2 separate regions of the Mus musculus genome follow, and region 1 is linked to region 2. Evidence: chromatin contacts called from ENCODE Hi-C or POLR2A ChIA-PET data. All regions are on one chromosome and are shown on one strand. The core of a region is the stretch at or near the end of the contact, and the rest is flanking DNA. Distances in the headings are between cores, read along the strand shown.

Region 1 (4,249 bases), core at 1,666-4,165, 86 kb after region 2:
GAGCTGAGAGTTCTACATCTTCATCTGAAGGCTGCTAGCAGAAGACTCACTTCCAGGCAGCTAGGATGAGGGTCTTAAAGCCCACACCCAGTGACACACCTCCTAATTGTGCCATTCCCTGGCCCAAGTGTATTCAAACCATCACACCAAGCTGACTCCTCTGCTCCCTCTTGGAAGACCCCAAGAATGTCCTATTTTAGCTAGTTCTGGAATGTCCTCGCTTGCCTAGCAGTGGCTGGAGGGACACCCTGAGCCCTCTCTGGCCACTTTCTTGCCTCATCTCATCCCATAGGGAAGGGTTGTGTTCTGAGGTCACAGAGCACGGATGTGAGGTGAAAAGGCTTGGCTCTAGAACCCTCTTAACTTGCTTCTTGCCAAGCCTTGCCTTTCTGGATCTCCCATTCTTCCTCCAGAAAATGAAGGGAGTGCGCCCAGCACTCTTGAACTGAGTTGTCAGTTTGCCTGTGACTGGGGTCTCAGACTCCTGAGCCTGTGAGGCAGTATTAACGTTTTCGGTGTGCAGGTGGATAAGTCAACCCAAACACAGCCGTGTGTGGCGACCTACACTCTGCTGATGGGGTCTTAGAATAGAGAGCAGTAGGAGGCAGGGAGAAAGCTGGGAAGCCAGAAGTGTCCCCTCTCTTTATATAGCTGGGGTCATGTCCTTCACTCAGCCTGCTTCCCCAGCCTGAATGCTGATCTTTGAAGAGTCGTAGGAATAGCTATCACCCATGTATTTTAGTCTTGTAATCAAACATTAGCATCCCACCGCTTCTGGTCAGATATACATATGTGGAACTTTATGTGTGCACACACAATGTACATTAGTGATTCTTCTTCGCTCCACCCAATAGTTACCTAGCAACAGGCAGGTACAAACCTGGCTTGTTATAAAAGAACTGTTTGCTTTCATGCTTGCTCTTGCTCTTGCTCTTGCTCTCTCTCTCTCTCTCTCTCTCTGCCTCTACTCCCTTCTCAGTCTCCCCTCCTCATGCCCCCAAATAAACTTCATTTTATATTACACCCGTCATATGGCTGGCACTTGAGGAGGGGTGTGCCTCAGCATGGGCCTGCTAAGGCACCTCCCCCCCACATCAAACCAAGTTTTATAAAACATATCAACATATATATACTCACACAGCTATATAAACATGTAAGCATGTGCATATTCACATGATACACTCGCACATATAGACTGCACAGTATATATGTATATGTATGTATGTATATATATATGTGTGTGTGTGTGTGTGTTTGTGTATATATGTTTGTGTACAAGGTACACAAAACAAATTCCTTCATCCATGGTAGAAAATTAAATATTTATGTTTGTCTGTTTCCTGGCTCAGTCACATGATCTGCCTCCAGCCAGCTGGCTCAACCGAAGGAATCACTGGCTAATCCAAATGATGCTCCATGCAGTAGAGATTGTAATGAGCAGTTTAGATATGAGAGCTGAGTGGCTGGCGTGATCACGCGGTAATGAAAGGACCGGCCTAATTGATGTAGATTGTTGCTCTGGCTTTGGATGGACCCAGAGTACAGAGTGAATTCAGAAGAGATTAGGCACACGTATTGATAGTTTATCCTCTTGCTTTGTGTCTTCGCCAACTCTTCCTTGGGTCAAGTTGGGCTGTCTGCAGACTCTACAGTGGGAGTGGGCATGCCCCCTCTCCCTTGTTCTCCCTCCCTCCTTTCCCTCCCTCTCTCTCTCTATCTCTCTTTCACTCCCCATCTCCCCCCTTTCCTCTCCTCCCCCTTCCTCTTACTCTCATCATAGTCATATGCACCCGTCTATAAAATAAGGAGCCATGTCTTTGATATAATCAGAGAGCTGTGTCTGCTCTCTCACACTGAATGCCAATATGGAGACAGAATAGCTTGGCTGTTTTTAGCAAGAAGAACTTTGAATCAGGATTTGGCCCAGCGTAGTGTGTTACAGAGCTCCCATCTTACCCGGCTTCTGGACTGACCCAGAACAGTTACCTAGTACCACACAGGAGATGCAGACATGTCTCATCTCTCCCTGCCAGCACTTCCATATCCCTCCGCCAGGGTGATGAGAAAATCACTCCGCTTTTCCCACCCTCCAGCCCACACTGCAGGATGCAAGATGATGATCCATGATGATCCACTGCTCTCCTGCCGCTGCTGCTGCCCGCCCTCATTCCCTTTCCCCTAGAAAGGCCACTTCAGAGGGAAGGGCAGTCTTCACATCGCTAAGTGGGCTGCCTCTTCCAGAGGTGATTGTTAGCCCTGCGTCCTTCTGGGGATGCTTTGTCCCCCTTCACCTTCTGTGCCTTTTCTGAAACAACGTTTGGCATTCCGCATCTTTCCCTGAATCCCCTTGGGCATCTGTGTTCTTTTTTTCCACCTGGCTGGCTTCTAAAAATATAGGTTGCTTACTCAGATTTTTTATCTTTGTGCTCTGAAAAACGCTGTCAGATTAGACACAAAGTGACCTAATATCCCATCTGCCAAAAAAAAAAAAATTAATGCTCAGAACCACTCAGATATAGGCTTGCAGCTTAGATAATCTTGTTTTAAGTACTGCATTCATTACCTCCTGGCTGTTAATTGAGGGCTAGCAGCAATGCACTTAACACGTATTTATTGAGGGCACAGTGCTTATGAGGTTCTGATGCCAAGAACAAAACAAACAAGTCCTTTTTCTCTTGTGTGGAGGGGACAGCGAGCAAATCAGTCATGGCGTTCCTGCATGGTAACTACTGCAGAGATGGTTGAAGACGAGTATGTTCGAGGTGTTCGGGGAGGGGCATTGCTTTGGGGCAATGGACCTAAAGCTCCCTAGTCTTGGACTTTGCCTTGGATAACTTTCTGTGGAAAGCCAGAAGCAAGATGTTCCAGGCAAGGACAGTGTATCACGGATGGAAGGAACAAACTTGGCACGGTTGCATGGTAGGAGGCAATGCCAGAGAGCTGCAGATTGCAAGAGGAGCATTCCCAGCGTGCAGGGAGGGTCTATTCCCAGCGCGCAGGGAAGCAGGGGAAGGCTTTGAGGGCGGGCGGAAGGGCATCAGAAGGAGAGATGGTCAGAGGCTCTTGTGATAGGAGCAGAGAGGAAGTACTTGGGAGGGAGCAGCAGAGGAGGAGAGAGGATTCAAGAGGATATGCCTTGGAGTAGACCTGAAGAGGCCGTTGGGAGCCGCTGGAGGGCCACTGAGGTGAGGAGAGAGGGCAGGGGCATCAGGAACGACCTGGAGGTCTTGGTCTGAACAGGAGGGTGCATAGGACCATTACTTATTACAAAACTTAAGACAAGGTGGAGGGCCAGTTCCGCCAGACCTGCGGCAGTTCAAAACAGCATGCCTAGAATGTAGAAGCCTATAGGCCCAATCACCATGGGTCCAGCCATCTGCACAACATAATTATTTGGAAAAAATAACTGAATAAGCAATAAATAATAAATATTATTGTTGTAGTGGCCATCATCATCATCATCTCTGGATGGCCTGGAACACACTATGTAGGCTAGTCCAGCCAGGAACCCATAGAAGCCAGCCTATCTCCAAACACTGGGTGGGATCAAAGGAGTGCACCACCACTCCAACCTTGTCATTACTTTCGTGTGTATGACTATGTGTGCACATGGATATATGTGCACCATATGTGTGCATTGGAACTGGACCTAGAGATGGCTGTTAGCCACCATGTGGTACTAGGAACCACCAGGGTCTTCTGGAAGAGCAGCGAGTACCGCTTTAAGAAAAATCACAATGTGATTGCATCATCGCTCCATTTTCATTTTCTCTCTTCAGCTCCTCCTATGTCTTACTCTCTCAAAACCATGGCTACTTTTTCTTTAATTATATGTGTATATATATCATATATATTATATATATAATATATGTAACATATATGCATAAGTTTATATTCTTAAATACACAGGTACCACTTGTTCAGTCTGTATAATGGCTGCTACATGTGACAATTCAGGACTGATCACTTGGTATTGGATAATGTGAAGGTTTGAATATGCTTGACCCAGGGAGTGGCACTATTAGGAGGTATAGCCTTCTTAGAGGAAGTGTGTCACTGTGAGTGAGGACTTTAAGACCCTCACCCTAGCTGCCTGGAAGTCAATATTCTCCGAGCTATCTTCAGATGAAGATGTAGAACTCTCAGCTCCTCCTGCACCATGCCTGCCTGGATGCTGCCATGCTTCCCACCTTGATGATAATGGACTGAAACACTGAACCTGTAAGCCAACCCCAATTAAATGTTGTCC
Region 2 (3,695 bases), core at 1,083-3,582:
CACGCCTTTAATCCCAGCTCTCGGGAGGCAGAGGCAGGCGGATTTCTGAGTTCGAGGCCAGCCTGGTCTACAAAGTGAGTTCCAGGACAGCCAGTCTGGAAAAACCAAAAAAAAAAAAAAAAAAAAAAAAAAAAAAAAAAAAAAAACCAGTCATCTCTCATGCCTGTGCTCCTGACAACTATCCAAGACAGGCACATCAACTGTTCTGCAGCCATGGAAACTAGACTCAGAACCACCCGTCGGTCACTGAGAATTACATAGCAGAATGGGATTTGACCCCAACCTCACTCCAGAACCAATATGCAGCGCGTGAGGAGTCGAGACACCACTGAGGTTGAAGCCGAGGGCTAACAACTAAACCTCTGACCTCACCCTGTTAGATCACAGATTTCAATTGGGGGCGGGGGACACATAAACTAAGAACACAGTGTTTGTTAGTCAAGTATAAAATCCTCCTCCTGACTCAGTATTCCTGTGAAGTTGAAACCCATTAACATTTTGTTGCTTATCTTCAAGACCCAAACAAAAGCCAATTCTATGTTTTGATATTAGGATTAGAAATTACTATCTTGTCATATTTACATAAATAAGCCTTAATATATTTGCTATATATATTGAAATTATATGCATCATTCATACACACTCACACATATATACATATATATGTACACACACATACACACACACACATATTTCCCTTCCATACACTCAGCTCTGTTATCCTCTTTTCTCTTCTGTAGCATTCTTGAATGTCACTGTCGCACTAATAGCACACTTGGATGGCCACACCAGCACTCACACAATCCCCATAAGAAACTCAACAGATACTGGGTGATGGTGGCGCACACTTTTGGTCCCAGCACTCGGGAGGCAGAGGCAGGCGGATTTCTGAGTTCGAGGCCAGCCTGGTCTACAGAGTGAGTTCCAGGACAACCAGGGCTACACAGAGAAACCCTGTCTCGAAAACAAACAAAACAACAAAACAACAACAACAAAAAAAGAAACTTAACAGATCTCCATTTAGTTCAGTAGAAATAGAGGCTGTGTTAACCATCAACATAGGCGTGGGGTGTGGCTCTGCTGATTGAGGGCTTGTCTAGAATGCACAAGGCACTGGGTTAGAACCCAGCTCCACTCCATCTTAAGTCAGGCTCGGTGTGGCAGCCCTATAAAGTCCATAGTAGGAAAGTGGAGGCAAGAGGAGTTTTAGGAGTTCAAGGCTACCCTTTGACAAAGGCAAATAGGATACCTAGAATACATAACAAAAATAAGAAATATTTCACAAGAAAGTTGAAAGTTTTGTGTATGTTTGTAGCAAACACGTCTTGTGACTACTAATATGGTTTGCACAATAACTCAAACAAAGCCTGGCTCAACATTCCAGAGAATTACAGAGGACTTCCTAACAATACTGCATCTACTAAAGAAATTCTATGATCCTGCAGTATTCGCCTCGACCCACAAATCTGGCAAGAGTATATGGTTCGAACTACTATACTTCAGGAGCCGGTAAGAGGTGAAAATTAAAATTAAAATGAAGATGTCGCTACAAGGATATAAGGGGTTTCTTTTCATTAAAATACTAAAATAATGAACAGGAAGAATACTTTTAACACTTGACTGGGGTTCCCAAGAAATATTCTCGACTACACTAAGTGTAAAAGATTTTGAACATATTTTAGATAGCTAAAAAACAAACAAACACTGGATTCGTCCTCCTTTTTTCCTAGTATTTGTGCATGTATCCATGTTTAAACTTACACCTTCCTGGAAAGCTAAGAACATGCCATTTGAGCGTTCACCCCGCGGCGCCCCACAGTTTGATGCTGGCTCACACGGCTACAAGCAGCACCTTGCATTACACGCCCAGCTGCGCGGGCCGGGGAGCAACTCGAGCACCGACTCCCGGAGCATCACCTCCCCTGCAAGCCTTGGAAGACCGGCAGGTGGGATGGGCCCCGGCGTCCTCCTGTTGCCCCCGGCCTCGCTCTCCTCCTTCGGTGCACCCTTCAGGCGTGCAAGCCGCGGAGCTCGCCCGGCTCTCGGTCTCGGCCCAGGCTGCAGCTCTCCAGTCCCCTGCCTCGCTCACCTGCTGCGCGGCGAGACCCCTCAGCAGCTGCCCCTCCATCTCGGTGCAAGGCACGGCCGATTTGAAAAGCGCGCCCCAGGGCTGCAGCTGCAGATTGCACCAACCGCTCGGCCGTACCAAGTCTGGTCTGCAGGGGAACCCGGCCCACGACGCCGCGCAAGCGTACTAGGAGCCTCTCTGTCTTTAAAACAGCACGGAGACCCGAGACTCTGAACAGACCCTCTGCTACCGCAGGGCTTAAGCGAGGGCGGGGAGTGGGCGGGGCCTGTTGTGTGGTAGGCGGGGCCTAAATACGAAGAGCAAGTCCGGGTGGGTGGGGTCTGTGGCAGGCGGGGCCTGAACCCGCCTGGGTTTTGTCGGCTAGTGGGCGGGGCCTCAACTGGTGGGCGGGGTGGAGCCTTAGAGAAGGCTCGCCATAGAAATCTTTGGCAGGTGGTTTTCTTGTCAGGTTTAAAGTGCGCCTTCTTCTTGCATCCCGCCCGAAGTTGTTTAAAGGCATGAACTGACCGGACCCGACAGACCAATCAGGGATATAAGGATCCATTATCTGTCTCTCAAACATGGCTGCACTCAAAGATCATGCTCTTGAAGGCTGGGCAGACAGACACATTTTGCGAGTACTTCTGTCCCCGGGTTTGTTCGCTTCTAAAGTGACAGCAGACAACACTATCCAGAAGCCTGGTCGTTATTAGCACAGGCTTTTATTAAGAAAGAGGAAGGGGAGATGCTGAAATGCTGAACTCGAGGCCTTAAGCACAGTGAGCAACTGGTCCACCACTGAACTATCCAGCTTAGACTTTTAATTAGAGGATGTACACACCCTTGTAAAGTGTTTAAAATTACCCCTTGACATATCTTGTACCGGAAATGTGTAGGGCTTTGGACATTTTCCTCCTGAGGGAAGACTCTACCAAATCAACTCTCCTACACCACCCTCATTAAAGGCCTGGGCAAGGCTCCTTTTATAAACAGAATGACCCTGTTTATTTTGGGGACATCTCACTTGTTCCAAAGTGGACTTTCAATGATATGGTCATCTTACTTACAGACCTCCTTGTTAAAGCAGTCAGTTGAAAGATGGACTTCTTAAAAAGAAACTGAGTGTGCCAGTGAGATGGCTCAGCAAGGAATGGTGCCCACCTAATGCCAAACCTCCCCGCCTAAGTTCCAATCCCCAGGATCCAAGTGGTGGAAGGAGAGAACCAGCTCCCAAAAGTAATATCTACATATGCGCCAGGACATGGGCATACCGCCCCCCTACACTGAATACAGAGGGGGGGAGGGAAAATTTGTGTGTATGTATATATACGCATATATGTATAAATATATATGCATATACGTATAAATATATACATATGTTTATATGCATATAAATATATATGATATATACATGTATGTTTATATATGTGTGTATACATACATATATGTGTGTGTGTGTGTATATATATATGTATATGTATATATTCCTTCCTCTCAAATGGATAAGTGCCTGGTTGAGAGGCTCTGGACTAGGTGATTCTAGAAGCTGCTATCCAGTTAGGAGTGCTTTTCCTCTTACTTTTGCAGTCTGTAATGACCCACCGTTGTAAAAGCACAAGAAACTCAA

Evidence for each region. A loop is a pair of places that touch in the nucleus more often than their neighbours do. ChIA-PET counts read pairs that join two places held with the same protein, here RNA polymerase II (POLR2A).
Region 1: a map of left cerebral cortex shows a loop between it and region 2 (3-fold over the local background). The contact joins the enhancer-like site here to the promoter of Rtkn2 in region 2. A Hi-C loop is called at or near these places in 1 of 37 maps with a recorded cell type or tissue (left cerebral cortex). POLR2A ChIA-PET finds 5 or more read pairs at or near these places in 1 of 5 experiments (Patski).

What each region holds. Positions count from the first base shown.
Region 1 is chr10:67,892,095-67,896,343 of GRCm38, reverse strand. The region is part of intron 3 of Zfp365 (zinc finger protein 365); the gene reads left to right. Among named protein-coding and RNA genes, the nearest start is that of Zfp365, 18 kb to the left of the region's middle. Within about 2 kb of position 2,915, at least 1 of the 3 ENCODE cell types and tissues checked has a DNase peak (open chromatin) inside an H3K27ac peak, as active enhancers do; it is left cerebral cortex, where a contact is called at or near this core.
Region 2 is chr10:67,978,207-67,981,901 of GRCm38, reverse strand. It overlaps Rtkn2 (rhotekin 2), which reads right to left and starts at 2,332. Exons shown (of 12, transcript NM_001359319.1): 1 at 2,090-2,332. The coding sequence starts at 2,128.